Regions from separate parts of the Homo sapiens genome. Here region 2 is linked to region 1. Evidence: read pairs that join two places in POLR2A ChIA-PET (ENCODE). Cell type or tissue: HepG2. All regions are shown on one strand. Each heading gives the region's core, and the rest is flanking DNA. Links, peaks and the distances in the headings are about the cores only.

The links. Peaks named below come from ENCODE experiments on the same cell type or tissue, not always from the same donor. Only the 100,000 strongest peaks of a DNase experiment are listed, where the experiment ranks them.
Region 2: POLR2A ChIA-PET joins it to region 1 with 8 read pairs; 13 of 35 experiments call an interaction of 5 or more read pairs at or near these places.

What each region holds. Positions count from the first base shown.
Region 1 is chr19:44,564,366-44,579,392 of GRCh38, forward strand. No RefSeq gene overlaps it. Among named protein-coding and RNA genes, the nearest start is that of IGSF23, 42 kb to the right of the region's middle. RefSeq lists silencers at 2,685-2,885, 12,616-12,910 and an enhancer at 13,932-14,463. In HepG2, for the core only: a CTCF peak has its summit at 6,713 (motif pointing right); DNase peaks (open chromatin) are centred at 6,706 and 7,176; H3K4me3 peaks cover 797 bases.
Region 2 is chr19:44,628,065-44,643,091 of GRCh38, forward strand. IGSF23 (immunoglobulin superfamily member 23) reads left to right here. Exons shown (of 5, transcript NM_001205280.2): 4 at 7,337-7,401; 5 at 8,355-8,717. The coding sequence ends at 7,370. Among named protein-coding and RNA genes, the nearest start is that of PVR, 8.3 kb to the right of the region's middle. RefSeq lists an enhancer at 8,685-8,979. In HepG2, for the core only: no CTCF peak of the experiment used is centred there; a DNase peak (open chromatin) is centred at 8,807.

The DNA of each region.
Region 1 (15,027 bases), core at 4,909-9,908:
GAGGGATAAAATACTACAAAGTGGGTTCAGTATATACTGCTCCGGTAATGAGTCCACCAAAATCTCACAAATCACCACTAAAGAACTTATACTACCTATTCCCCAAAAACCTATGGAAATAAAAAAAGATAAGAAAAAAAAGTAAATGTGAAAATATAAGCTACAGACTAGGAGAAAATATTTGCAAATCATAAATCTAATAAAGGACACCTATCTAGACTATACAAATAACTCTCAAAACTCAACAGTAAAAACAAAACCAAACAACAATCTATATTTTTCAGTGAAATCTCTCTTCACGGTACCGCACAGTCATGATTACTGTAGCTATATAATAAATTTGGAAATCAGGGAGAGTGCTACCTCCTACTTTATTCTTTTTTTTTCAGAATTGTTTTAGTTATTCAGTTCTTTTCCTTTGCACACAATCTTCTCTTCATCGAAGAGCGATTTCACTGAAAAAGATACACAAATGGCAGATAGGCACAGGAAAAGATATTTAATCAACATCATTAGCCATTAGGGAAAAGCAAAGTAAGACCACGATAAAACATTAACTACATACCTATTACAACGACTAAACTTGAAAACAATCACAGCGACGATATGAAACACTGCCAAGGATGCAGGGACACTGCATCTCCCACACCTTGCTGATGGAGATGTAAAATGGTGCAGCCACTTGGGAAAATAGTTTGGCAATTTCTTTAAAACACTAAACAGATACTTAGCATATGACTCAGCCATTGCACCCCTGAGCATTATCCCAAAGAAATAGAAACTCAAGCCAGGCACGGTGGCTCACGCCTGAAATCCCAGCACTTTGGGAGGCCGAGGCAGCAGATCACCTGAGGTCAGGAGTTCAAGACCAGCCTGGCCAACATGACAAAACCCTGTCTCTACTAAAAATACAAAAAATTAGCCAGGCATAGTCGCAGGTGCCTGTAATGTCAGCTACTCAGGAGACTGAGGCAGGAGAATCAGTTGAATCCGGGAGGCGGAGGTTGCAGTGAGTAGAGATCGCACCACTGCACTCCAGCTTGGGTGACTGAGTGAGACTCTGTTTCAAAAAAAAAAAAAAAAAAAAAACAGATCCACACAAAATCCTATAGGTGAATGTTTATAGTAGCTTTATTTGTAATACCCAAAAAACAAAAACAGCCAAGTTGTCTTTCAATAACTGAATGATTAAACAAACTATAGTACGTGGAAAAGTGTTCAGTAATAAAAAGGAACGAACTATTGATATATAACTACATTTGACCCTTGAACAACTTGGGCTTTAACTGTGCAAGTCCACTTATAAGCAGATTTTCTTCTGTCTCTACCACCCCTGAAACAACAAAACTAACCCCTCCTCTTCCTCCTTTTCCTCTGCATGAAAACAACGGGGATGAAGACCTTCATAATGATCCACTTCCACCTAATGAATAGTAAACATATGTTCTCTTTCTTATGAGTTTAATACATTTTTCTAGCTTACTTTATTGTAAGAATACAGTATATAATACACAGAACATGCAAAATATGGCTTTCATTCAACAATAAGCTATTAGTAATTAAATTTTGGGGGACTCAAAAATTAATTTCAACTGGGCGGAGTTCAGCACCCCTAATCCCCGCATTGTGCAAGTGCCAACTGTATTTGAATGGATTTCAAGGGCATTATGCATGAGTAAAATATTGAAGTCGCTCGCAAAAGGTCACATACTGTACAATCCCATTTATATAACATCCTTGAAATGACAAAATTATAGAGATGGAAAACAACTTGGTGGCTGACAGGGGTTAGGGATGGGGGAAAAGAGGGAAGTGGGCGTGACTATGAAAAGGTGGCACCAGGGAGAACTTTGTGGCAATAAAACCGTTTTGTAACTTGATTGCAGTGGCGTTTACATGATCATGTGATCAATTGAAACTACACACACACACATTGCACCAGTATCATTCCTGATTGTGATGTTGAACTATAGTTATATAAGATGTATTCATTGGGGGAAACTGGATGAAAGGCACATGGGATCTCTCCATGATACAATTTCTTTGCAGCTTCCTGTGAATCTATAATTACTTCAAATTTTAAAAAGAAAAGCAAAATTAAAGATTTTACAAATTAAATCTGAAAGGAAATTAAGTGTTAATAATTGCCTCTTTGGGAGGTGGAAGTACATGAAATTTTTCTGTTTTGCATGCAAGTATTTTCTATAATGAACATATATGTTACTTTGTTTTTATCACAGTAATTTAAAAAAAAAAATCTTCCTCAAACCATGGTCATGAGAGGTCTACTCAGCTGCTTACATGTTCCCCTCCAGTGACGGCACAGGGGATGGCCTCTCCTAAAACAACCCTAGGAGGATGGCCTCACAGATGAGGGAAGTGGGGAGAGCAGAGCATCTCCTGGCTAGGGACCTCTGAGTTATGCAGCAAGCATCAACCATTTGCAACAAAAAAAACCATGAGAAACATACACTTATTCACAATGCTGGTAGGAATGCAAAATTGTATCATTGCAATGCAGTGGGGATGGGGAATATCTAACAATTTATGTATGGATCTGCTTTTCAAACCAGTTACCCTATTTCTAGGGAGTTCACCTGAAGAAGCACCTCTGGCAATATGAAAACACATGTCCACGAAGTTATTCATTACAACACTGTTTATCACTGCAGAATATTGGAAACCACCTACATGCCCAAGCATAGGAGAGTAGCTGAATGAATTATGGTACCTCTACACAATGGAATGCTGCTGTAACAAAAGAATGAGGAAGATCTCCATGGCCTGATAAGAAGTGCTTTGCAGGACATTCTGTCAAGCGAAAAAAGCAAATTGCAGAAGAGCATATAGAGTATGCTATCGGTTGTGTAAGAAGGAATGATGAAACATACACATAGCTATTTATCTTTACACACACACACGAAGGATAAACCAGGAAGAAATGAAGTTGGTTACCCGTAAGAGGTGAGAGGAAAATAAGGTGGAAGGAATATAGGAGGGAGTGACCCTTCTCTGAAATGTCTTTATAACGAGGTTTGACTTTTGAAAGCACGTTAATATTCTAAATGTTCAAAAAATAAAATTAAACAGGAAAACAAACTAAAGCAAATTAACCTAATTGTATTTCAAATGAATATTATAATTATACTGAAGGGGAAGGAAAGAAGGAAGGAAGGAAATGTGAGAGGGAGGGAAACAGGGAAGGAGGGGGTAATAAATGAAAGGACTAACTCTAGTAATTTACGTATATTTTACTATATACCCATAGTCTTTAACAGGGTTGGAGGATGGGAACTGCAAACAAATCCTGAATTCATTTTAGTAGAACTGTTTTTTGTAGTGGTATGGCTGATGCAATTGTAAGACTATGTTAAATATATTATACTGTTATAATGTATATAGATATATCAAATTATTATATTAAGCAAATGAGTAAATGTGTTAATGTTGGGAGCCAGTATTCTCACTGTGGAAGAAGGGACATGCAAATGGGAAAAGCAAAAAAGAACCTGGAATTAGGAGTGGTGGTGTAAATGCATGATTTCTAAAATATGCATAATTATGTGCATATATGGGCATATGTGTATGTCTGTGTGTACACATGCACACATTTTTCTAGTTCTATCCACTGAAAGAGCCTAAAAGCAAAGACACACAAGTAGCACCTAGCTCCTAGATCTTTGGTCTCTAATACCATTCCATGCTAAAAGGAAGCAGTGCTCTCCAGAGAAATGACTTATTCCCGGAGAGGAGCAGAATATGTACAACGTGAGCCCTGAATATCTTATTATGCCAGACACAGAGTGTTTTTAAAAAATCAGCATGTCCCAAGGGAGATGAAAAGGGCTCCCACTAGTCAACTTCAGAATAATTTAAGCACCCAAATATTAAGTACAGTAACAAGTTATAAACCATCAGAAAATAGAAATTAATGAGTCCTTACTGATAATAGATAATAGGTAGATGATAGATAGATAATAGGTAGATGATGATAGATAGTTTTAATTTTTAAATGGGGAAGTATATTCTTTAAAAATGGCAACACCATTAAAGATAAAGAAAGGCTGTAGAGGCCAGGCATGGTGGCTCACGCCTGTAATCCCAGCACTTTGGGAGGCTGAGGCGGGAGGATCTCTTGAGGCCAGTAGATTGAAACCAACCTGGGAAATATAGCGAGACCACATGTCAATGAAAAATAAAATTTTGGCTGGGCACGGTGGCTCATGCCTGTAATCCCAACACTTTGGGAGGCTGAGGCAGGTGGATCACCTGAGGTCGGGAGTTCAAGACCGGCCTGGCCAATGTGGCAAAACCCCGTCTCTACTAAAACTACAAAAATTAGCTGGACATGGTGGTGGGCACCCGCAATCCCAGCTACTCAGGAGGCTTAGGCAGGAGAATCTCTTGAACCCAGGAGGCAGAGGTTGCAGTGAGCCAAGATAGCACCACTACACTCCAGCCTGGGTGACAGAGCGAGACTCCATCTCAAAAAAAAAAAATTATTTGAAAAAAGAAAACTTTTACAAATTAGATGAGTGTAGTGGTGCATGCCTGTGGTCCCAGCTACTCAGGAGGCTGAGGCAGGAGGATCTCTTGAGCTCAGAAGTTGGAGGCTGCAATGTGCTGTGATCGCACCACTGCACTCCAGCCCAGCTGACAGAGCAAGACCCTATCTCTAAATTTTAAAAAAAAATTAAAAAGATGAATTTTAAACAAGAAAGACTGTGGGAAAGTTTCAGATTAAAAGAGAGTAAAGAGGACACAAAATCCAGTATCTGACTAGAGACTGGATCCTGTACTGGATGGGGGAATAGGCTATAAAGGATTTTATTGTGCCAATTGACAAAGTTGGAATATGGATGATAGAGCACATAAAAGTATTTTATCCCTGGACATTTATGAAGGTGATAACTGTGGGTATGTAAGAGAATATCTCTGTTCTTAGGAAATACATACTGATGTATTTAGGGGTAAAGAGCCATGAAGTTTGTAATTTACTATCAAATGGAGGGAAGGAAGGAGAGAGGGAGGGGGAGACAGAAGGGGGAGAGAGAGCACAAATGATAAAGTAAATGAGAACAAATATTAACACTAGGTGAATCTGAATAAAGGGCATACGGGTGTTCTTTGTACTCTTTATTTTTGCAACTTTTTTAAATTTGAAATTATTTCCAAATAAACTGTTTCAAAATGTTATTATAGAAAAAACAAAGTAGCCCTCAGAAAATGTTTTTCCCCTAAACTCCCATCAACCACTTGGGAGTGCTCACTTCCCACACCCTTGGCAACATTGATTAGAATCACACTTGAAAAGTTTTAACAGGCTTATGAGTAAGGGACTGCCTTTATTACTAGTGAGATTGAACATCTTTTCATATCATGATTGACCTTTTATATTTCTTCCTCTGCAAACTGATTATCCAAATCTTTCTCCTGTTTTTTTCTATTGAAGTATTTTTTCTTATTGATTTGTAGAAACTCTTTATATATTGTATATATTATACAAGGATTTTATGTGATAATTACTTAAAAGGATTAGCACAGGGAAGGATACAGAATAATTACTCAGAAGAAGGATGATTTGAGCATTGTTACTTTAATAATGAGGTGGGGGTGGTAATATTTAAATACTTAAATGTAAATAACACTGTAACGTAGTACTCAAGAACATGGGCTTTAGGGTTAAGCAGAGACTGGGTTCAAATCCCAGCTCCATGGGTGCCACTGGCCATGTTGTTACGCTCCCTGAGCCTCAGCTCCCCTACTCATAAATCTTATCTAAAAGTTGTAATGAAGAGCCCATGACATTCTATCTGCAAAGGATATACAATACTTAGTACACAGAAAGCACTTTCTAAATGCTATTATTAATTTTGCTACCAGAGAGCCTCCCTGCTGCTTCCCAAGGGTAATCCTTACCAGAGACAAGTAGCATAGCATGATGGCAACTGTTTTCACCAGAAGAGATGAGATGCAGGGTGTAGATGCCATTGTCAGATGCACGCACATCAATAATGATCAGGGAGCCATCAGCTCTGCCTGTTTCCCTGCCAGTGTGGGCTGGTCCTAGGGTGTAGCCATGGCTGAAGAAGTTAAAATTGAGGATCCGGGTAACCTGATTGGTGGTTGCTCCTCGGAGCCAATTGTAGGAGATGAGATTCTGAGGGATCCCCTGGACAGACAGGGTGACGTTGCCCCCTCGACGGCCCAGGGAGGGATGGATGTGATCGTCAGCTGAGCAGACACCTGCTTCTTGCAGAGGCTCAGGAAGAAGGCAAAGGGAGGAAGCAAAGAGCACTATCACAGAGGCCACTTAGCAGCATTCGACAGTAGACTCAGCCACTGCTAGAGTCTCACTCATCGGAGTTAAACTGTGGGAGTGGGAAGAGCATGTGCAAAGGCCCTGAGGCAGGAGGAAGATCATTGTTTTTGAGGGAAAAGCAGGGAAGCCAGTGTGGTTGGAGTTGAGTAAGTGAAAATGAAAGAGGTAAGAGATAAAGTCAGAGAGGTAAGAGAGACAGATCACACTTACAACTGGCATTGACATTTTTGGCAAGACAATTATTCATCTTGTGGATCCGTCCTGTGCATTGCAAGGAGTTTTTAACACCACTTGCTCTCCCTACTACAACAGCAGCAGCTCCTTCCAGGCATTGAGACAACCAGAGAACATTCCCACACATTGTCAAATACCCGCTAGGGGGCAGTATTAGCTCTGGTTTGGAACATCATGCAGGCTCTTGCAGATAATTATACGAGTTTTTTTGTTTTTGTTTTAGTTTTTGTTTTTGTTTTTTTGCCACAGAGTCTCGCTCTGTCACTCAGGCTGGAGTGTGCCAGCTTGATCATGGTTTACTGCAACCTCCGCCTCCCGGGTTCAAGTGATTGTCGTGCCTCAGCCTCCCGAGTAGCTGGGACCACAGGCATGCGCCACCATGCCCAGCTAATGTTTATATTTTTTTTGTAGAGTCAGGGTTTTGCCACGTTGACCAGACTGGTCTTGAACTCCTGGGCTCAAGTGATCCTTGTGCCTTGGCTTCCCAAAGTGCTGGGATTATAGGCATGAGCCACCGCACCAGCCTGTAAGGACTTTTCGTTGTATTCTGAGGGAGTCAGAGAACCACTGGAGAGTTTTGAGTTAAAGATTAACACGATGTACCTTATATTCTGATCATTCTGGCTGCAGATTGCATTGATTTTGGAGCTCAAGGGTAGAGTTGCAACATTGCTCAGCTCCACGAAGTGAGCTGCCATTCACATTGTAGTTAATGCAAATGCTACTTCCAGCAACTGTGCAGTGCACAACCCATACAGCTATATGTGGTGACCCCAGGCAAGGCAGAAGCAGGAGACACCATTTAGGAGGTGACTGCAACAATCCAGGTGAGAGATATCAGTGGGGAAGAAAATCAGAAATTATGATCCGTAACTGTTACCTGCAAGACAGAGCCATGTCCAAAGCCCACCACCTCTGCAGGGACCTTCCAAGGGGCCAGCCCTGTTTCTTTGATGCCTCACCAGTCTAGCTGTCCTTCTGCCTCCTCCCAGCTGGAGGCCAGGCCTAGGGGAAGTTCAATAGTGTCTGAAAAGCCCCGCCCTCTATAGGGTCTTTGGTTTTACCTCCTCTCAGAAGACAGCCCATCAGTACTGCTCCCTGGATCCCACTCCCATTCACCCCAGATTCCACACTGAGAGTTTGGGGCAGGGTCCACTGGCACCAGTTTGGGTCTTACCAATTCTACAGATTCCTCCAGGCTCTGCCATCACAGAAGGTCCAGCCCCAGTGCTGCTTTGGCCAGAAAGAATGCTTGGCACTGCATTTGCTGACAAGGAGTGTGGCCTGTGTTTATCCCAGAGGTGGGTGAGGCAGCCTCTGCTGGTTCCAGAGGTCCCCTCTGCCACCTGAGGCGCCAGCCATGCAGTGCTGGTCCTAGGTGGGGTTACAGAGGTATTGACACCAGCCTGGTCTCTGGGTTAATTTTTGTTAAGGGCCTGCGACCCAGTGTGGAGGGGTTGATATTGCGCAGCCTTGAAGGACGTGGACATGAGCTTATCAGAACAAGTGATAGCAAGATAAAAGATCAAAGTAGGCTCTTTGCCTCAGATTCTGCATGGCAGCAATTTCCACCAGCAGGGTCCAAAGACCCAAAATGAACAAGGAAAGCAACCTCCTGAAGGGACACTTGGTAATCACCTTGATCTTTGGTTTTCAAAGTCTGCAGTCCACTTGGAAAGCAAGGTACAGGGGCAGAGAGAGTTGACAAATATGTACTGCTTGATGAATATGGAAGAAACAAAGAAAACAGAAGTTTGAAAACCACCGACCTAGAATTTTTAAATGACGACACCCAGTGCTAGCGATCTCTGGAGAACAGTTTTGCAAGATGCATCCAAAAACATACACATGTACACTCTCTTTGACCCCACCGTTCCTCTTACATTTATCTTAAGATAATCATTATAGATATGTGAACATATTTACTTCTGGGATAATCATGACAGCATTGTTTATAGCAGGAAATAAAGTGGAAACAACATATATTCTGTCTGCAGAGAAACAGAAGCAATCTATTCTCTCTCTCTGTGTGTATATATACGTGTGTGTGTGTGTGTGTGTGTGTGTGTAAAATACAACAACAAAACTGTTCACCAATGATCAGGTGCTGTCCTGTTACATGGTGAACGCATTTTATCTTTCCCACAGTCCTAGAAGTTAGATACAACTATCATCATCTCCATTTATCATATGGAGAAGTTGAGACACAGAATCACTGGCCCAAAGTCACATGGATGATAAGAGGCAGAACCAGGATTTGAACCTTTGCAGGCTGGATCCACTGTTCATGGTCCTTCCCATTCCACTGTTTTACCTCTCAAATTTGGAAACATTATTCTACCTGCCAGTTGTTCAGCAGTTACTATCGCCAGGCATACACTGAATTATCTCAGTTAATTCTCACTCCATGAAGCAGGATCTCTTGCTGTCCCCATTTTATAGATAGAAAAACTGACGCTCAGAGAAGAAGAGTCATTTGTTCAAGTCATACAGTTAGTAAATGACAGAGCCAGTTACGCTGCAAGTTACCCAGATTTCAAGGATAAGCGGTATGTAGTAAAAATACATCATGCTATGAGAATTAGAGATGTTCTTCTGAAGATCTGATGTTTCATCTGTGATCTAAAGGATGGGTCAGAATTAAGTAGACAAAGACAGTGAGGAAGAGTGTAATGACTGGAGCTCCAGCAGCCATTCTGAATGACGAACTGACTTAAGGAAGGAAGCTATGTCTGATATAATGGAACAGAAACATAGAAGGAGCTTGCGTGGAACAGGAATCAAAAGAAATTAAAGACTGTCTAAGCAAAAACTCAGTTGTATGTAAGAAAACCCAATTCCCCTTGAGGAAGAGAAACAGCTGGAGTCCTTTAAAATTAACTGCCTGTTTTTCTGTCTGTGGCTAGTGAGCCTTATCGCTCCCTTTCCCAGGCATTGTGAAGACTCTTTCTCTAGCTGTGCAGCTGCAAGGTCATTAGACAGATAATCTCAAGTCGTAAAACATATTATTCCTTGAAAAGTAAGAAATAATGTAATGCATGTCTTAACTGAATAACTGTTTTTAATTCTTGCTTCTGTAATACGCTTCCCCCTGCACAGAACTCCCCCCACCCCACGAAATGCTTAAAAGGTAGCTTGACTCTTTGTTCGGGGCTCAGTCCTTTGGATGTTAATCTGACTGGGTCGGTGCACCTAAATAATTAAATAATTCCTCCTCAACCCCTTGGTCCCTCTGATTCCTTAATTATCCCACAGCATGGGTACCTGGTGACCATGAAGTCACCAGACCACACTGAGATGTCTGTATCAGTTACTTATCACCATGTAACAAACCTCTCTAAAACCTAGGAACTTCGAGAGACAGACAAAAATGCACAAGACTTGTTGTGGCCTGGGCTCAGGACTGCCACTTTATTATTTCTACCTCATTGTTTTGGTCAAAGCAAGTCATGAGGTCAACCAAGATTCAAGGGTACAGGAAAACAGGCTCCACCTGTTTGTGGGAGAAGCTGTAAAGTCACATTACAAGGTGCTTCGATACAGAGAGTAGAGAATCGGAGCCGTGTCTGTGATCAACCAACCACAACTTATTTTACATGAGAGAGAACTACACTCCTTTATTAACTAAACCACTGTTATTTGAGTTTCTATTTTATGCAGCTGAACCAAATCCCCACCTGACATAAAGAGTGTTGCAAATGGAGAGAAGAGTGTAAGCAAAGGCCCGGTGGTGGGAGGCTCATGACACTTCAAATCACTGAAATAAGTGAGGGGGTGGATTTCGGGGTGAGAAGATAAAGTCAGGCAACTGCTGCCCACCAGCACGGTGTTTCCTGCTCTTCCCAAGAGAGACTCACACATTTGACAACAGTTGTTACCCACGCATCAGGTGGGTTCAGACACTTGGCAGGTATCAACCCAATGACTGCAACCAAAGAGGATTTAGCATGGGGATTTTATTACTTGCAACAAGTAAAGAGCACACTAGGGATAGTTCCCAAAGCAGTAACCTCTCTGAGCTGGGGTGCCGCGGACCTATTGGACTGAACAAAGTGGGGCAAACATGGGAATAAAAGACAAGAGACAAAGAAGTATATTTGGAAGAAAGGGTCAGGGGGCACCTTGCCTCTAGTGGACAAGCGCCCTGAGCTTTACACGGCCCTCCATATTTATTAGGCAAAAGAGATAGTGAGAAAGTGGGGAGTGATTGTCGAGTAATTGTCAGTCGGGCGTTTGGTTCACAGCAGGCTTTCGAGATTGCATCCTTTGAGCAATAGGCGCTAATATTCTCAGTAGATAACTTCAAGGAGCCCGGAGCCCGGGAATGATGTCCCTCAGCAAACCTTTTGGTGGCAGGGCAGTGTGAGTTTGCCCACATCCTGCATTCATGATAAACAGTTTGTTATTTGATCATATAGCCTCCAGCGGAATGCTGAGTTGGTCACGATCCCTTTGGCCTTTTCGGCTCCCAACACTGGGGGCAGGGTCAGGATTTTTATAAGCATAGGGTAAGGAGGCATGATGTGATTGGATCTTGCAATGAGGTGATGCCAGGAGGCATGATCTGACTGGATCCTGCCATGATGGGGTGATGCCAGGGCTTGATCTGATTGGCTCCTGGATCCTGCCATGTTATGTCTGCTTCTTAATTCTGTCCCTGCTCCTTGGTCCAAATGCTTAGGTTCCCCTGTGGTTGCGTACTTGGTTCACCTGGGCATGCTCAGTTTATGTGACCTGAGGGTCCATGGCAACCTAAAAACAACTTACAACTTTGTTACATAAAAGTTGAACCAGATTGTACTGCTACATAATCACACTGTAACTCCTGGAGCAGGATCTGGTTCAACCTGCATTTATTAAACACATGATGGGTGGTGGATCTAATGCTGCAGGAGTTAGGGATGAAGGCGGGGTTCCAAGTGTTAAGAATTTCCTGGCCGGGCGCAGTGGCTCACGCCTGTAATTCCAGCACTTTGGGAGGTGGAGGCAGGCAGATCATGAGGTCAGGAGATCAAGACCATCCTGGCTAACACGGTGAAACCCTGTCTCTACTAAAAATACAAAAAATTCGCCGGGTGTGGTGGCACGGCACGCGCCTGTAGTCCCAGCTACTCAGGAGGCTGAGGCAGGAGAGTTACTTGAACCCAGGAGGTGGAGGTTGCAGTGAGCTGAGATTGTGCCACTGCACTCCAGCCTGGGCAACAGAGCAAGACTCCGTCTCAAAAGAAAAAAAGAATTTCCGGCTGGGCGTGGTGGCTCATGCCTGTAATCCCAGCACTTTGGGAGGCCGAGGTGGGCGGATCACGAGGTCAGGAGTTCGGAACCAATCTGACCAACATGGTGAAACCCCGTCTCTACTAAAAATACAAAAATTAGCCAGGCATGGTGGTGCATGCCTGTAATCCCAGCTACTCAGGAGGCTGAGGCAGCAGAATCGCTTGAATCCAGGAGGCGTAGGTTGCGGTAAGCCGAGATCGCGCCACTGCACTCCAGCCTGGGTGACAGAGCGAGACTCCGTCTCAAAAGAAAAAAAAAAAAAAAGATGATCATGATGGTTTAGGGGGTTGAATGGTGGCCCCCTAAAAAAAATATGTCCACCCAGGACCTGAGAATATGGCCTTATTTGGAAAGGGATCCTCGTGATGTAATTAAGTTAAAGATCTTGAGATGAAGTCATGCTGGATTGTCCAGCTATGCCCTAAATCCAATGACAAAGTGTTGTTATAAGAGAGAGAAGAGGAAGGCCGGGCAAGGTGGCTCATGCCTGTAATCCCAGCACTTTGGAAGGCAGAGATGGGCAGATCACCTGAGGTCAGGAGTTTGAGATCAGCCTGGCCAACATGGCAAAACCCTGTCTCTACTAAAAATACAAAAATTAGCCAGGCATGGTGGCAGGTGCCTGTAATCCCAGCTACTCGGGAGGCTGAGGCAGGAGAATCGCTTGAACCCAGGAGATGGAGGTTGCAGTGAACCGAGATTGCGCCACTGCACTCCAGCCTTGCAACAGAGTGAGACTCCATCTCAAAAAAAAAAAAAAAAAAGACAGAGAGAGAGAGAAGTGGAGAAGACACGGATACACAGATACACAGAGGATAAGGCCATGTGAACACTGGGGCAGGGACTGGACTGATGCAGCCATCAGCTGAATAACACCTGGGGCCACCAGAAGCTGGAAGTGTCAAGGGAGGTTCCTCCTAGAACCTGCAGAGGGAGCTCGGCCTATGCACACCTTGATTTCAACTTCTGCCCTCTGGAGCAGTGAGAGAATAAAATGCTGTTGTTTTAGGTTAACAAGTTTGTAGTATGAGGTTGGTACAAAAGTAATTGCAGATTTTGCCATTACTTTTGCACCAACCTAAATAATTTGCCAAAACCACCGCTGGAAACTAGTATGGATGGTAACAGAAACGTGTCTGTGGGACCAGATAGTGTAATAGGCTGTTCAGGAGGGGAGGTGATGAGCTTCCTGTCACTTCAGGGTTAAGGATGGGGACCTTCTCAGGAAGTCTTGTTTTCTAATTGAGATTTCTTCCCCATCAGAAGCATCTCAAACCTAAAAGACATTAGGAGTTGCCTCTGTTACATGTCGAATCCACAAACCAGTCTCTTCCCTTCTTACCTCCCCTCCTTCCCAACTGGTATCTTCCCTGCACACCCCTCCAGGCCCCTCTTCCTCAAACACCATTGTCCCCAGGACTTCAATGTCTACCCTCCCCTTGGAAACCTTTAGTAATATAAAATCACCAAAGCATCTTAAAACAATAATGCCCAGTGTGGGCAAGGATGTTCAGAAATGGGCACTCTCATGTACATTTCATGGCAGGCTACATTGCCACAATAATTTCGAAGGGCAATTTTATGCCATGTATCAAGAATTAAAATCTGACTTAGCTATTTTATTTTCAGGAATTCAGCCTGAGAAAATAACCTGTGATGTGCAAAATAAATTTATACACATGACCCTTCCTGATCTATCCATTGGCCCTGTCCCCAGTCCTGTCTTTTGCTGATCACTTGCTTGAACAGCACATGCCATTCAGATTAAATCCACATCATGGAGAATGTGCACTGTTTTTCTTTCCTCTGGGCTTTTTACATTTGTAAATTCCTGCCCTCCCCTTGCCAATTAACTCCTGCTCTTCCTTCCAGGATAAATTCAGATGTCACCTCCTCCAAGAAGCTTCTTGGCCTCCTGGGAGCAGATTGGGTACCTCCTCAGGGTCCCTAAGTGCCCTCCCTTATTGCTCAAAAGGCAATGCTATGGGGTGATTAACAGGGAAGATTCCAGAGCCAGTCTCTGATTCTAACACCTGCTTTACATGGCTATGTGACTCTGTGACTCTGGGCAATTTACCCACATCTCTGGCTATTCTCTCTCTCTCTCTCTCTCTCTCTCTCTCTCTCTCTCTCTCTCCTTCTCTCTCTCTCTCTCTCTGTCTTTTGAGACAGAGTCTCACTCTGTTGCCCAGGCTGGAGTGCAGTGGTGTGATCTCGGCTCACTGCAGCCTCCGCCCCCCAGGTTCAAGTGATTCTCGTGCCTCAGCCTACCAAGTAGCTGGAACTATGGGTGCACACCACCACACTCGGCTAATTTTTTGTATTCTTAGTAGAGACAAGGTTCACCATGTTGGCCAGACTAGTCTCGAACTCCTGACCTGAGGTGATCTGCCCACCTCAGCCTCCCAAAGTGCTGGGATTACAGGCTCGAGCCACCATACCTGGCCTGTTTTCTCTTAAACACTTATTAATCGTTTGCTGTGTGCCGGGAACTGTTCTGTGTGCTTTACAAATGGCAATTCATTGAACCTCCCAACAACCCTGTGAGGCAGGGGTTAGAGCTACCCATTTTGCAGATGAGGAGACTGAGGCCTTGAGAGTTTAAATGGCTTGTTGAAGTTCACACAGTGCAAATTGCAGAGCCAAATCTGAATCCATGGCATCGGCGACTATACGGTGCTGCCTCTGGGCCTCCATCCTCATCTGGAAAATGGGGCCCATAGTAACAGTGTCATATCGTTTGGATGTTTGTCCCCTCCAAATCTCATGTTGAAATGTGATCCCCAATGATGGATGTGGGCCTAGTGGGAGGTTTTTGGGTCATGGGGCAATCCCTCATGAGGCTTTGGCGCCATCTTTGCGGTAATGAAGGCATTCACGCTCTGTTCATTCATGCAAAAGCTGGTTGTTTAAAAGAACCTGGCAGGCCGGGTGCAGTGACTTATGCCTGTAATCCCAGCACTTTGGGAGGCTGGAGCAGGAGAATCACTTGAGCCCAGGAGTTCGAGACCAGCCTGAGCAACATGGTGAAACCCTGTCTCTACAAAAATTAGGCAGGCATGGTGGCATACACATGTAGTCCCAGCTACTTGGGAGGCTGAGGCAGGAGGATCACCTGAGCCTGGGAGGCAGAGGTTGCAGTGAGCCAAGCCTGCACCACTGCACTCCAGCCTGGGTGACAGAGTGAGACCCTA
Region 2 (15,027 bases), core at 5,967-10,966, 65 kb after region 1:
CTCCTGAGTAGCTGGGATTACAGGTGCATACCACCACGCCTGGCTAATTTTTGTATATTTAGCAGAGACAGGGTTTCGCCATGTTGGTCAGGCTGATCTCAAACTCCTGACCTCATGATCTGCCTACCTCAGCTTCCCAAAGTTTTGGGATTACAGGCATGAGCCACTGCACCCGTCCAGTGAGTGAATATTTCTAAGAAACTTAAAGCAGTGCCTGGAATGTGGTAAGTACTATGTTCGTCCTCTCTACACATATCTGCAGTGACCGCTCTGTGCCAGGCACTGAGGATACCGAGGGAAGAAACAGCAGAAAGACCCTGCCCTCATGGAACTTGCATCCTGGTCGGGGACACCATCAAGAAACACAATGAATGAGTGAAATATAGATAGTATATTGGATGGGCCAGGTGTAGTGGCTCACACCTGTAATCCCAGCACTTTGGGAGGCCGAGGTGGGTAGATCACTCGAGCCCAGGAGTTTGAAACCAGCCTGAGCAACATGACAAGACATCTTGTCATCTCTCTCAAAATATAAAAATTAGCCAGGCATGGTGGCATGCACTTATAGTCCCAGCTACTCAGGAGGCTGAGATGGGAGGATCACCTGAGCCCAAGGAAGTCTAGACTGCAGTGAGCTAGGATCATGCCACTGCACTCCACACTGGACACAGAGTGAGACCCTGAGTCAAAAAAGTAATAATAATAAATCTTTTAAAAAAGATAGTATGTTGGATGAGCGCTAAGGAGAGGAGTGAGGCTGGGAAGCAGGACAAAGATTGTGGAGTGGGGTGGCATTTAACGAGTCAGGGAAGGCCTCCCTGGGACAGTGACATTTGAACAAAGGGAGGGAGTGGGGAGCCACGTGAGGGTCTGAAGGAATGGCATATCCAGCAGAGGGAACAGCAAGTGCAAAGGCCCTGAGGCAGGATTGCCTGGCATGTTCAGGAAATAGTGAGGAGCCCAGGGTGGCCAGAGTGGTGTGAAGAATGGGCAGAGAAGTAACATGTGGGTCAGAGAGGGAGTAGGGAGGCAGGGGAAGGCAGCTAGACCCTTGCATAAGGCCTTGTAGGCTCTCTGAGCACTTGGCTTTTGCTCTGAGTGAGATGGAAGCCATGGAGGGTCTAGTGCAAGGGAAGGATGGCATCTGACTTATATTTGATCCTATATGTTGGCTAGTACTACAACGCTATTAATATCTTACCATCAGCAAGGCATGGTGGCCCACATCTGTAATCCTAGCACTTTGGAAGGCCAAGGCAGGAGGATCACTTGAGCCTAGGAGTTTGAGACCGGCCTGGGCAACATAGTGAGACCCCGTCTCTACCAAAACTAAAGTTTTTTTTTTTTAATTAGCTGAGTATGGTAGCACGTACCTATAGTCCCACCACTTGGGAAGCTGAGGTGGGAGGATTGCTTGAGCCCAGGAATTTGAGGCTGCAGCGAGCGATGATCGTGCCACCACACTCCAGCCTGCTTGACAGAGCAAGACCCTATTTCTAAAAATTAAAAAAATAATGTTTTTAAAAAACTTGATCTTACCATGTATTGAGCACCTATTATATGCTTTCTTTTTTTTTTTTTTTTTTTTGAGACGGGGTCTCACTCCATTGCCAGGCTGGAGTGCAGTGGTGCAATCTCGGCTCACTGCAACCTCCACCTTCTGGGTTGAAGTGATTCTCCTGCCTCAGCCTCCCAAGTAGCTGGGACTACAGGCGGGCACCACCATGCCCAGCCAATTTTTGTATTTTTAGTAGAGACGGAGTTTCACCATGTTGGCCAGGATGGTCTTGATCTCTTGACCTCATGATCTGCCTGCCTTGCAAAGTGCTGGGATTACAAGCATAAGCCACCAAGCATTACTCTATTTAATCTCCATAAGAGCTGGGGAGGTGAGGGGGCTGTGGTAGGGGTGAAGATCTCATTTCAGTCCAGAGAGTAGTGATCTGCCCAGGGCCCACAGCTGGAGAGAAAGGATTCAAGCCTAGACTCCTGCCTGCCACTTTGTTCTAGCTCCTGTCTACACTGCCTTTTCCACCATCAGTAACTGTACAGACCTCTGTAATCTATGTTGTGAGGAAGAGAAATCTGTAGGTGGTAGTGGTTTAGGGAGACATTGTGGACCAGCTGGGAGGAACTGGGGCCAGGTCTCCATCCATGAGTCCTGCACACAACCATCTAGGGGCAAGGGAGGGCCAGCCTGCAGCCTCGGCCACCCAGATTGCCTTCATCATTGTGGCAGCTCCGATGTCCTGGCCCCTCAGCACGTACCAGGTGCTGAAAGCCCCAACTCTCAGGGCTAGGTGCTATTATTGTCGTCATTTCCCAAGTGAGTAGAGCTAACGCTCAGAAAAGCTCATTAACTTGCCCAAGGACACACAGCGAATGAATGGCTGGCCCTGAATCAAACCCTGATCTAAGTCTACAGAGGGGAAAGGTGAGGAGTCAGGCTGGCATGAAAATCCTCACCCAGGCACCTCAAGTCCCTGCCCTCATGAGCAGGCAAGAAGGGTCACTTTCTGTCTTCCCCGCCCTTGTGGCCAAGACCTATTTAGTTGTGAGCAACAGACTCCTGGGACAAGGCCAATGGGGGCATCAGCTGGAAGGAGCTAGCCTCATCCAATCAGCTGTGACCTTGCAGATGAGGCCACGTGTCATGGACATGGCTGCCTTGACCCTCCCAGTGAGGAGGAACATTTCTCAGAAAAGAAGTGTATATGGGCTAGGCAGGAACCCCATGCATGCCTACCATGCCCACCAAGGGCCAGGAGAGATCCCCATTGTTTGTAGTTGAGGAGAGGGACCTGAAGCCAGGCTACTTATATTCACATCTCAGCTCTGCTGTACATGACCTTGTGGAATTTGGGGGAGCCCTTTAACCCCTCAGTGGCTCATCTGTAAAACAGGAATATGGCAGTGTGTGGTGCTCACAATTGTAATCCCAGCACTTTGGGAGGCTGAGGCAGGAGGATTGCTTGAGTCCAGGAGTTTGAGACCAGCCTGGGCAGCATAGCGAGACTCATGTCTCTACAAAAAAAAAAAAAGGAAAAGAAAAATTCACTGGGCATGATAACACATGCTTGTGGTTCCAGCTACTCGAAAGGCTAAGGTGGGAGGATCGTTTGAGTCTGGGAGTTCGAGGTGGCAGTGAGCCATTATTGCTCTACTGCACTCCAGCCTGGGTGACAGAGTGAGACTCTGTCTCAATAAACATTTTTTTAATTGAAAATAAAAATTAAAAACAGGCTGGGCACAGTGGCTCATGCCTGTAATCCCAGCACTTTGGGAGGCCGAGGCAGGAAGATCTCTTGAAGCTAGGAGTTCGAGACCAGCCTGGCTAACATGGTAAAACCCCATCTCTACTAAAAACACAAAAATTAACAAGGCATGGTGGTGCATGCCTGTAATCCCAGCTATTTGGGAGGCTGAGGCAGGAGAATCATGCCAAGACCAGCTCAGTCAGGGAAACTCTAACCCAGCGGTGCTAGAGGAATTAAAGACACAGAAATATAGAAGTGTGAAGTGGGAAATCAGGGGTCTCACAGCCTTCAGAGCTGAGAGCCTCAAACAGAGATTTACCCACGTATTTATTAACATTAGCATTGTTTCTATAGATTTTAGATTAACTAAAAGTATCCCTTATGGGAAGCAAAGGGATGGGCTGAAATAAAGGCATGGGTATGGCTACTTATCTGCAGCAGGAGCATGTCCTTAAGGCACAGATCACTCATGCGGTTGTTTGTGGTTTAAAAACGCCTTTAAGTGGTTTTCCGCCCTGGGTGGGCAAGGTGTTCCTTGCCCTCATTCCAGTAAACCCACAACCTTCCAGCGTGGGCGTCATGGCCATCATGAACATGTCACAGTGCCACAGAGATATTGTTCATGGTCAGTTTCGGGGCCAGTTTATGGCCAGGTTTTGCGGGGGGGCCTGTTGGTGCAATTTAAGCTAAACATCCCTTTAGGGGACCAATTAATAATGATTCCATAGGAATCGTTGTGCAGCACCTCTGCCTGTTCTGCAATGCAATCTTCCTAAACAAGTATGTTCATTTTTTCTGGCCAGGTTCAATTTTGTTACAGATAGGTTTTTGAGGGCAGTATGCCTCAATTATAGGAGGAGATTTGTTATGGTAAATACTGAGATCAGAAAGCACATGTAACTGTGTCATAGAGTGATTACATCCAGGCATTATTGCCAGCCAAGATTGATGAATATGCCTAATAAGTATAATTGTTCTCTGTGTCAGCCCTTCTTTAAGGAATACTCACGGCAATGGTGATTACCACTATCATAGCTACCATTACTCATTCTGAGTGGTTGTCCCGCTTTCCTCAGGTTTTCTTCCATCATCTGTGACAGCTTCTTGATCTGTCTCCAGCTGGGTGGCTGTGTTCGACGGGTGTTTCTCGTGACAGTTGGGGTCCTCCTCAGCATCAGCCTCGACATGGCTGCAACCGGGGGGTCCTCAGGATCCTCCCGGAGTCTCTTCCTTGGCATCTGGCTCATGCTAAAATTTCAGGTGTCTTGATGGTATCCAAATCAGCTGTTCATGTTGGCCTGGAGAAACACAAGCATAACCAACACCCCAAGTTATTATTTTACCTACTTCCCAACTTTTTGTTATTGGATCTCTCCACCAAACCAATTGTTCTGCTTCTGTCTTTGCAGCTGGTTTCTGTAGATGCTGTTCAGCTGCTGATAACATCTGGCCTTTGGGCAGGCTCAAAAAATTTAAAGTTAATAATGCTAGACTCAATTGTGTATGGGCTGTCCCATAATCCCTGTTTCTCCCTCTTTTTTGTTTTTGTCATCAGTTGTTCATCTGTATGAAATCATAACTGAGCATTTTCAATTAACTGTGTGGAATGAACCACGTATGAAGAATCAGAAATCATATTAATAGGCATATCAAAAGCAGTCAATACCTCAATTACACCTACAAGCTCCGCTTTCTGAGCTGAAGTATAGGGCGTCTGGAAAACTTTACCTTTCAAGCCAGAATAAGAAGCTGTACTATTACTAGACCCATCTGTAAAACAATGAAAATGCTTAGCAGGCTACAGTATGTAAATGCAAACCGTTCACAGTCTTGCTCAGCTAAGGGGATAGTAAAGAAACAGTCTTTTAAATCTATGACTATTAAAGGCCAGTTTTAAGTCCTCTGAAGCCTCCAGTTTCTCTTTACTCAGCGGCCACTGTTCTAAACATTTTAAAGGTATAGGTTCTGGAAGCTTAACAATGGCTGCCATCAAAAATGATATTCTAATCTTTGGCGGGAACTTTGTCTTTCCGCTTGAAGCGGTTCTTTCAAACCTTGCAAATTTTTTTCTAGTCTCATGCTAGGGACATGCCCCATTTCATGCATCATATGTTGATTTTGAAGGATATATAATTGTTCTGGAGTTAGAACTTGTGCTCCCCATTGTTGTAATAAATCTTTCCCCCACAAAGTTATAGATACAGAAGTTATAATTGGTTGAATAGTCCCAAGTTGTCCATCTGGCCCTTCAAAATGCAAAATATAGCTACTTTGATATACTTCAGGGGCTTTACCAACTCCAACTATGTTAAATTGAGTGGGTTGAATTGGCCACGTGGACGACCAGTGCTGTAGAGAAATGATTGAAATGTCCGCTCCTGTATCTGCCAAGCCTTTAAATTTCTTTCCCTGAATAGTTATTTCACAGGTGGAATGTTTATCAGTAATTTGATTTACCCAATAAGCTGCTTTGCCTTGTTTCTTTGTGCTTCCAAATCCTCCTGTTCATTTAATTTCACTTTTCCCCATTCCCACATACGGCACAATCAGGAGCTGTGCTGTGCGCTCTCCTGGCTCTGCTTTCCAGGGAACAGAAGTAGATGTAACAATTTGAATTTCCTCATTGTAATCTGAATCAATGACTCCTGTATGTGTTTGTACCCCTTTTAAACTTAAACTAGACCTTCCTAAAAGTAATCCTATTGTCCCCGCTAACAAGGGTCCACAGACTCCTGTTGGGACCTTTTACGGGGGTTCCCCAGGCAGAAGGCTCACAGCTTTTGTGCAGCATAAATCTACTGCGGCACTACCGGCTGTGGCGGGGGACAGACATTGTACGGGTGTGAGGGAATGGCCTGAGCTGGAAATGCCCCAGTTTGGAATGGGGCCCAGGACAGGCCCCTCATGGCATTTCCTGAAATCAGGTTCCCTTCTTTATCAAACTTAGAGTGACACTGATTAGCCCAGTGTTTTCCTTTTTTACATGTTGGACATATTTCAGACTCAGCAGTTTTCTTTTTTCCCCTATCTGGCAGCTGACTTGCTGATTATTTCTACATTCTTTTTTAGTATGAATAGCTTGTTTAAATTCTTTGAGTAATTTACAAGGAAAAGGCTCAAATGTAGCTATAATATTTCCCTGTTGATCTGGGGGGTGTATTCTAACAGGGAACTGCCAAGCCTCTAAATCACCTTCTCTTCTAGCTTGCTGGATTCCTGCCTGAATAGAACTGACAGCAGTCGCTCCAGGCGCTGCTCGAACAGTCACTGGGGCAACTACTTTTCGCCCAGCGTCCTCCAGAAAAGAAAGAACTGGAGGGTCAGGCCACTATTTATGGCCAGTTTTGGGGCCAGTTTATGGCCAGATTTTGGGGGGCATGTTCCCAACAGAATCTCTTGAACCTGGGAGGCGGAAGTTGCAGTAAGCCAAAATAGCGCCACTGTACTCCAGCCTGGGCAACAGAACCAGACTGTCTCCAAAAAAAAGAAAAAAGAAAAAAAAAAAAAAACCCAGGGATGTGATTATACTTCCCTCCAAAGACAGGAGTGAGGATTAAGTAAAATGGTGGGAGTCATGAGCTGTGAACAGTGCCTGGAATGTGATGAGCCTTCAATAAACCTCAGCCATGTGATGATGATGATTGTATTAGTTTGCTCCAGCTGCTGTAACAAAAATGCTACAGACCGGGGGGGCTTAAACAACAAAAATTTATTTTCTCACAGTCTGGATGCTGGAAGTCCAAGATCAAGGTGGCAGCCAGTTTGATGTCCCATAGTGCCCCTCTCCATGGCTTGCAGAAGGCCACCTTCTCACTGTGTCCTCACGTGACCTTTTCTCTATGCTCATCCCTGGGGTCTCTTCCTCTTCTTGTAAGGATACCAGTCTTATTGGATCAGGACCCCACTCTTATGATCTCATTTAACCTTACTGTGTCTGAAGAATCTATCTCCAAATATAGTCACATTGGAGGGTTAGGACTACATATTAATTTGGGGAACGGATAATAATTCAGTCGATGATTCTTATTCTCTCTCTCTCTCTCTCTCTCTCTCTGTCTCTCTCTCTCTCTCCACTGCAGGACTGACAGGCAGAGAATAGGAATATGCAGCTGAAATGTGGGCAACTCTCCTGTCAGCTGAAGAGGTAATACCAGGAAGGGTGTGAAGGAAATCCTAGGTTTGGGAACAGAAAGAAGTTCTTGGGCAGAGACTCCATATGTGATTTCCTCCCTCCTGGTTCCCTGGTCATTTGTCTGTGAGATGTTCCCCTCCTGTGGAGAGCTCCAGGAGCTGCTTTTCTCTTCTTTTGCCAACTGCCAGCACCCCATCTGCCCAGCTCATCAAATTCCTGGAAGCTGCCTAAACAAGCAGTCTATATTTCATAAACCTCTTGGGCTCCATGCAAAAGAAACTCACTGACGTAGCTCAGGAAAAAATAAAATGAACAGTTTAATATAAGGACCTATGAAATTTTTCAGCAATCCATAGGTGTGAGTCAGCATTTGCTTTGTAACAAACTGCCTCCCCAAAATTCACTGGCTTGAAACAACAGCCATTTATTTAGCTTGCAATTTCATGGGTCATCCATTTGGGCTGGGCTCAGCTGGGTAGTTCTGGTCTCTGCCAGGCTCGCTCCTGCATCTGGGGTCAGTTGACAGATTGCCCAGGGGCTGTCTGGACTAGGATAGCCTCATAGCTGGGACAACTGGCCTCTCCTTCATGTTGTCTCTCATCCTCCAGCAGGGTGACCCAAGCTTGTTCACATGGCAGAGGCAGGATTCCAAGAGTAACAGCAGAAACTTCAAGGCCCCTTAAGTCTCAAGCTCAAAATGGACATGCCATCACTTCTGCCACAGAAAGGACTTCATTGGCCAAAGTTACATGACTGGCCAAATTCAAGGGATGGGGAAGTTGACTCCACCTCTTGCTAAGAAGGGAAAAATCTGTGGCCATTTTTGCAATCTACGAAGAAATGTGGAAGTACACACAGCTCTCTCTGCCAGCCTCCCCCACACACACACTTCACCCCCACCCCAAGCCCTTACAATTCCTTTCCTCCTGCATGTGGAATTTACAGTTCTCTGTCTCTCTCTGCAGATGGGTGCTTTGTACCTCTCTATCCACGTGGAAAAAAAAACCCATCCCATAGCTTCCAAGTCTACAACATCTCTGTTCAAGGGAACAACCCAACGTAACCAGACTCCCTTTGCCCTGTTTCTGAAACACCTGAAGAAAACATCTGATGGGTTGACTCGGTGCCATCCTTGGTCCCATCGCCGTGACACGTTGTGCAAGCAAAGCATCAGAGGCTCATCCCTGTCTGTGGGAGCTCAGTGCTCAGAAAACAGGGGGGAGGTTTTACCTTGGAAATTGGCCAGACCCCAAAATATGTCTTTTACACATGCTGCTTTTTTTTTCTCTTTTTCAAAAAGAACCAAAAAATAAATTAAAACACCACCACTTCTGAATGGTTTCTCATGAAGCCTCTCTTCCTGAGAGTGGGAGAGGCATGTTTGCAAATAAGATCAACCTTTGAGCTTTGCACTGTTCAAGTTTAATACCTCTCCATAGGAGGATCCTGACAGATAGCAGGCACAGGGCACACAAGTATGGCTGAAACTCCTCTGGGGGATATATCTCACATTTGAGGAAAATTCGGTGCTTCTGTGACCAACACAGAACCACCTAACATGGCATTCTGCTTAGCAATAATAGTAGCAGAACTGAGTCCAAGTCTTGTCTGTTGAGGGCTCTCCATGTGCCAGCCACTGACTATTTACCTTACATGATTAATGTGTCATAGCAGGCCAGGCGCAGTGGCTCACACCTGTAATCCCACCACTTTGGGAGGCCAAGGCAGGTGGCTCACCTGAGGTCAGGAGTTCAAGACCAGCCTGGCCAACATAGTGAAACCCCATCTCTACTAAAAATACAAAAATTGGCCGGATGTGGGGGCACATGCCTATAATCCCAGCTACCGGGGAGGCTCAGGCAGGAGAACCACTTGAACCCAGGAGGCAGAGGTTTCAGTGAGCCGAGATCATGGCCACTGTGCTCCAGCCTGGGTGAGGGAGTGACAGTATCTCAAAAATAAAATAAAATAAGTAAGAGATGTTAGCCAGGCACGGTGACTCACGCCTGTAATCCCAGCATTTTGGGAGGCCAAGGCGGGCAGATCACCTGAGGTCAGGAATTCAAGACCAGCATGGCAACATGGTGAAACCCTGTCCCTTGTTATCACACGAATGGGGATGTGGCTTGTGTGCTGCCTAATCTTGCCTAGAACTAGGTGTACCTGCGTTCTTTTGCTTATGGCTTTACCCTTGGTTACCCTAATTCCCTATTCTCCTGCCTCAAGAGGTGACCACAGCAGCCCTGGGCCTGCCCTCCTAGGGCTTATAGTACAGTGAGGGAGACAGACCTGTTCCCAGTGATGACCCAGAGTCATCACTCTCCTCTGGGAGGCCAGGGGGGAGTCTTAATGGAGACTGGAGGATCCAGGAGGGCTTCCTGGTGAGGGAGGGGTCAGCTGTACTAGAGAACAACATTAAGATCATTAATAACAAGAGCAGCCAGATGGCCGGGCACGGTGGCTCACGCCTGTAATCCCAGCACTTTGGGAGGTGAGGCAGGCAGATCACGAGGTCAGGAGATCAAGACCATCCTGGCTAATACAGTGAAACCCTGTCTCTACTAAAAATACAAAAAATTAGCTGGCGTGGTGGCAGGAGCCTGTAGTCCCAGCTACTCGGGAGGCTGAGGCAGAAGAATGGCGTGAACCCGGGAGGTGGAGCTTGCAGTGAGCCAAGATCGTTACCACTGCACTGCAGCCTGGGCAACAGAGCGAGACTCCGTCTCAAAAAAAAAAATAAATAAATAAAAGAGCAGCCAGGTCTTCTGGTTGGAGTTGGTGTTTAAGAAAAATAAAATTTAAAAATTAAAATTTTTTTGGCCGGGCACAGTGGCTCACAGCTGTAATCCTAGCACTTTGGGAGGCCGAGGCAGATGGATTGACTGAGCTGAGCTCAGGAGTTCAAGACCAGCCTGGCCAACATGGCGAAACCTTGTCTGCTAAAAATGCAAAAAAAATTAGCCAGGCGTGGTGGTGCGGGCCTGTAATCCCAGCTACTTGGGAGGCTGAAGCATGAGAATCGCTTGAACCCGGGAGGCAGAGGTTGCAGTGAACCAAGATTGTGCCACTGTACTTCAGCCTGGGCAGCAGAGCAAGACTCTGCCAAAAATAAAAAAATTTTAAAAATTGTTTAAAGAGCAGCCACGTCTCCATAGTGGTAATTGTCAGGCATCGCACCAAAGAGCTTTAATGCGTTCTTCTCAAACAGTCCTCCCACTTCAGCCTGCCAAAGTGCTGAGATTTCAGGTTTGAGCCACTGTGCCATGCTATGCCCATTTTTCAGATAAAGAATCATAAGCCCCAGGAGACATCAATAATAATTGCTGCCATTTGTTGAGCAGTTAAATAAATAACTTTTTAGACCATATATTTCTTTTTTTTTTTTTTTTTTTTTTGAGACAGAGTCTCACTCTGTTGCCCAGACTGGAATGCAGTGGCATGACGTTGACTCACTGTAACCTCCACCTCAAGTGATTCAGCCTCCCAAGTAGCTGGGATTACAGGTGTGCACGACTACCACCCAGCTAATTTTTGTGTTTTTAGTACAGATGGGGTTTCACCATGTTGGCCAGGCTGGTCTTGAACTCCTGACCTCAAAAGTGTGGGGGAAAGAAAGAGAGATCAGACTGTTACTGTGTCTATGTAGAAAAAGGAAGACATAAGAAACTCCATTTTGATCTGTACTAAGAAAAATTCTTCTGCCTTGAGATGCTGTTAATCTGTAACCCTAGCCCCAACCCTGTGCTCGCAGAAACGTGTGCTGTATTGACTCAAGGTTTAATGGATTTAGGGCTGTGCAGGATGTGCTTTGGTAAAAATGTGTTTGCAGGCAGTATGCTTGGTAAAAGTCATTGCCATTCTCCAGTCTCAAGTAACCAGGGACACCATACACTGCGGAAGGCAGCAGGGACCTCTGCCCAAGAAAACCTGGGTATTGTCCAAGATTTCCCCCACTGAGACAGCCTGAGAGATGGCCTCGTGGGAAGGGAAAGACCTGACCGTCCCCCAGCCCGACACCCATAAAAGGTCTGTGCTGAGGAGGATTAGTGAAAGAGGAAGGCCTCTCTGCAGTTGAGATAAGAGGAGGGCATCTGTCTGCTGCTCGTCCCTGGGAATGGAATATCTCGGTGTAAAACCCGATCGTACATTCTATTTACTGAGATAGGAGAAAACTGCCTTATGGCTGGAGGTGAGACACACTGGCAGCAATACTGCTCTTTACTGCACTGAGATATTTGTGTAAAGTCAAACATAAATCTGGCCTACGTGCACATCCAGGCACAGCTCCTTTCCTTAAATTTATCTATGACACCGAGTCCTTTGCTCACGTTTTCCTGCTGACCCTCTCCCCACCATTACCCTATAGTCCTGCCACATCCCCCTCACCGAGATAGTAGGGATAGTGATCAATAAATACTGAGGGAACTCAGAGACCAGTGCCGGTGCAGGTCCTCACTTGCTGAGCACCGGTCCCCTGGGCCCACTTTTCTTCCTCTATACTTTGTCTCTGTGTCTTATTTCTTTTCTCAGTCTCTCGTCTCCACCTTGTGAGAAATACTCAGAGGTGTGGAGGGGCAGGCCCCCTTCAAAATGATCCACCCACCTCAGCCTCCCAAAGTGCTGGGATTACAGGCATGAGCCACCATGCCCAGCCACATATAACTTATTTCTAAATAACTTATTTAACTAACACCACATGATTTTATGACCCCCTATTTTATGGATGAGAAAAAAGAGGCAAGAGAAGCGATACCAGTTGCTTAGGATTCCCAGCTACCAATTAGTGGAAGCAGAATTTGAACCAAGGGAGTCTCTGGAGCCCTCGTTCCCAATCTCCTTTTCTTCCTCTCCATGTCTTTCTTTCTCCCCCTGCTCCCAGGCCTCCTACATCACACCCTTCTGGACAAAGCTTCACATCTGACATTTTCTTTTTTGGGGTGGACAGAGTCTTACTCTGTCACCGAGGCTGGAGGGCCGTGGCGCAATCATGGCTCATGGCAGCCTCAAACTCCTGGGCTTGAGGGATCCTCCAGCCTCAGCCTCCCAAGTAGCTGGGACTATGGGCATGTGCCACCACACCTGGCTAATTTTTTAATTTTTTGTAGAAATACAGGGGGTGGGGGCATATCTGAAAATTTTAAACCTTCCCTGACTGCCGTGAGCATTTCTGGGTAGAAGCCACTCCACGACCTTACTTTGCTGGCATGAGTGCTGGACAGCAATTTGGCAACATCCTCTAGACCACAAATGTGCATGGCCTTTGGCCCAGCAAATCAGCTTCTGGGAATAAATATGACAGATACTGTTACATACATGGGAAATGCCATGGACATGATGACCCAGGGAAGCACAGTTTGCAAGTACAAAAGGGCTGGAAACACCCAAAAAGCCCATCCCCTGAAGACAGTTTCAAAAATGACGGTGCATTCATGTAATGGAATAGTACACATTTGTGAATGAATGAATGAGGTAGCTCAATATATCTGCCTATGGGAAAATCACCAAGATATGTTGCTAAGTGAAAAACAGAAAGATACAGAATAATGCTACCATTTTATTTTTTAATGGGAGAGGGAAGAATAAGGAAATGGATTCATATTTGCTTAATTACACAAGCTTCCTGATGATCCTTTTGGATCCAGAAGTTTGAAAACCACAGCATCAAGAGGATGCCCATTGGGCATGGTGGCTCACGCCTGTAATCCCAGCACTTTGGGAGGCTGAGGAGGGTGGATCGCCTAAGTTCAGGAGTTCGAGACCAGCCTGGCCAACATGGTGAAACCCCATCTCTACTAAAAACACAAAAAAATTAGCTGGGTATGGTGGTGCAGGCCTGTAATTCCAGCTACTTGGGAGGCTGAGGCGCAAGAATCACTTAAGCCTGGGAGGCGGAGGCTGCCGTGAGCCGAGATCACGCCATTGCACTCCAGCTTGGGAGACAGAGCAAGACTGTCTCAAAACAAACAAACACACACAAAAAATAAGATGCCCATTGGAGATCTCCATTCACTATTTTATCAGATGATATTTCAGCACTTGAGTGAAGAAAATGTCTACAACTGGTCCAAACACTCAAGGAATTTAGACTCTTGACAGAGAAACACACAGAAGCAAGCAGATATGCCCCGAACCAAACTTGCTTTTTCTTCTAAGCCTGCTTCTTCGGAGCAGCCTCTGACCCTCCAGGGCCCTGAGAGGAGTCCCTGGAGCCACAGGAGCTTGGGAGCCCAGAGAAGTGGGGGAATCCCAGATGGTGACAGCATCATCCAGAGGAGGAACATAACGATGGCCACAGATTCCCAATTTGGAAATAACTCAGCAAAACAACACTGACAGAAAATTCAGAGATTTCCAAGAGACTAGCCTCCCTGTTTCCATTTAGAAATTCACCTACATACATCCAGGGTGAGAGACCCCAAGCATCAGATGTGTCATACACAAGCATCAGATCCAAGTTAGAGAGGGCACCCGGGGACAGAAACCTCCAAGCCAGCCAAAAGCCAAAGGAAGGATTTTACAGAAAGATACAGGAATGTGGGGCCAGGCACAGTGGCTCATGCCTGCAATCCTAGCACTTTGGGAGGCCGAGGTGGGAGGATCGCTTGCGGCCAGGAATTCAAGGCCAGCCTGAGCAACATAGCGAGATCCTATCTCTACAACAAATTTAAAAACTAGCTGGGTGTGATCACATATGCCTGTGGTCCCAACTACCCAGGAGGCTGAGGCAGGAGTTGAGCCCAGGAGGTGGAGGCTGCAATGAGCAATGATGGCGCCACTTCACTCCAGCCTCAGTGAAATAGTGAGACCCTGTCTAAAAATAATAATAAAAATAAAAAACATATAAAGATGTCAGAGCACAGGGACCAGAGCTGTTAGTCGGCCTCATGGAGACCCTGGCCAGGACAGCCACCTCTGGGGACCAGGAAGTCTCTCAGTTTCTGTCTCTGAGGGTTTGGCTCTCTGAGTCTCTCTGTCACCTCTCATTTCTCTCTCATCTCCCTCTGTCTATGCTGTGTCTCTATCTCTTTCAATCTCTCTGTCTCTGTCTCCCAGCCCTTATCTCTGAGTGTGTCTGTTTCTCTCTCATTTCTCTCTCTCTCTCTCTCTCTTTCTCTCTCTCTCTTTCTCTCTCTCTCTTTCTCTCTCCCCCCTCCCTCCTCCCCTCTCCCTACTGCAGGCTGGTCCATAACCCTTATCTTCCCCAGACCTGATGGAGTTCTGGTATTAATCTGTTTATGGTCTGTTTCCCTCCACTAGAACACGGTCTTCATTAAAGGCAGAGATTTTTGTCTGTCTTATTTTCTGCTGTATACCCAGTGCCTGGGATACTGGCTGGATCAATAAATATATGCTGAATGAAGAATGAATGAATGACCATTCTCATGAACATTATTATTTGATGCCAACTGTAAAGCAACAATAATAATAATTGTCACTGCCACTGCTGCTATTGTTGGTATATCAGCTTTTTATTTAGTACAAACTATATCCCCGAAATTGAGCTAGGCAGTTTCTTGTTTAAGTTTTACAGACCACGCTGTGAGGTAAGTACTGTTAGTATGCCCTTTTTTCTTTCTTTTTGAGACAGAGTCTCACTCTGTCGCCCAGGCTGGAGTGCAGAGGCCCGATCTTGGCTCA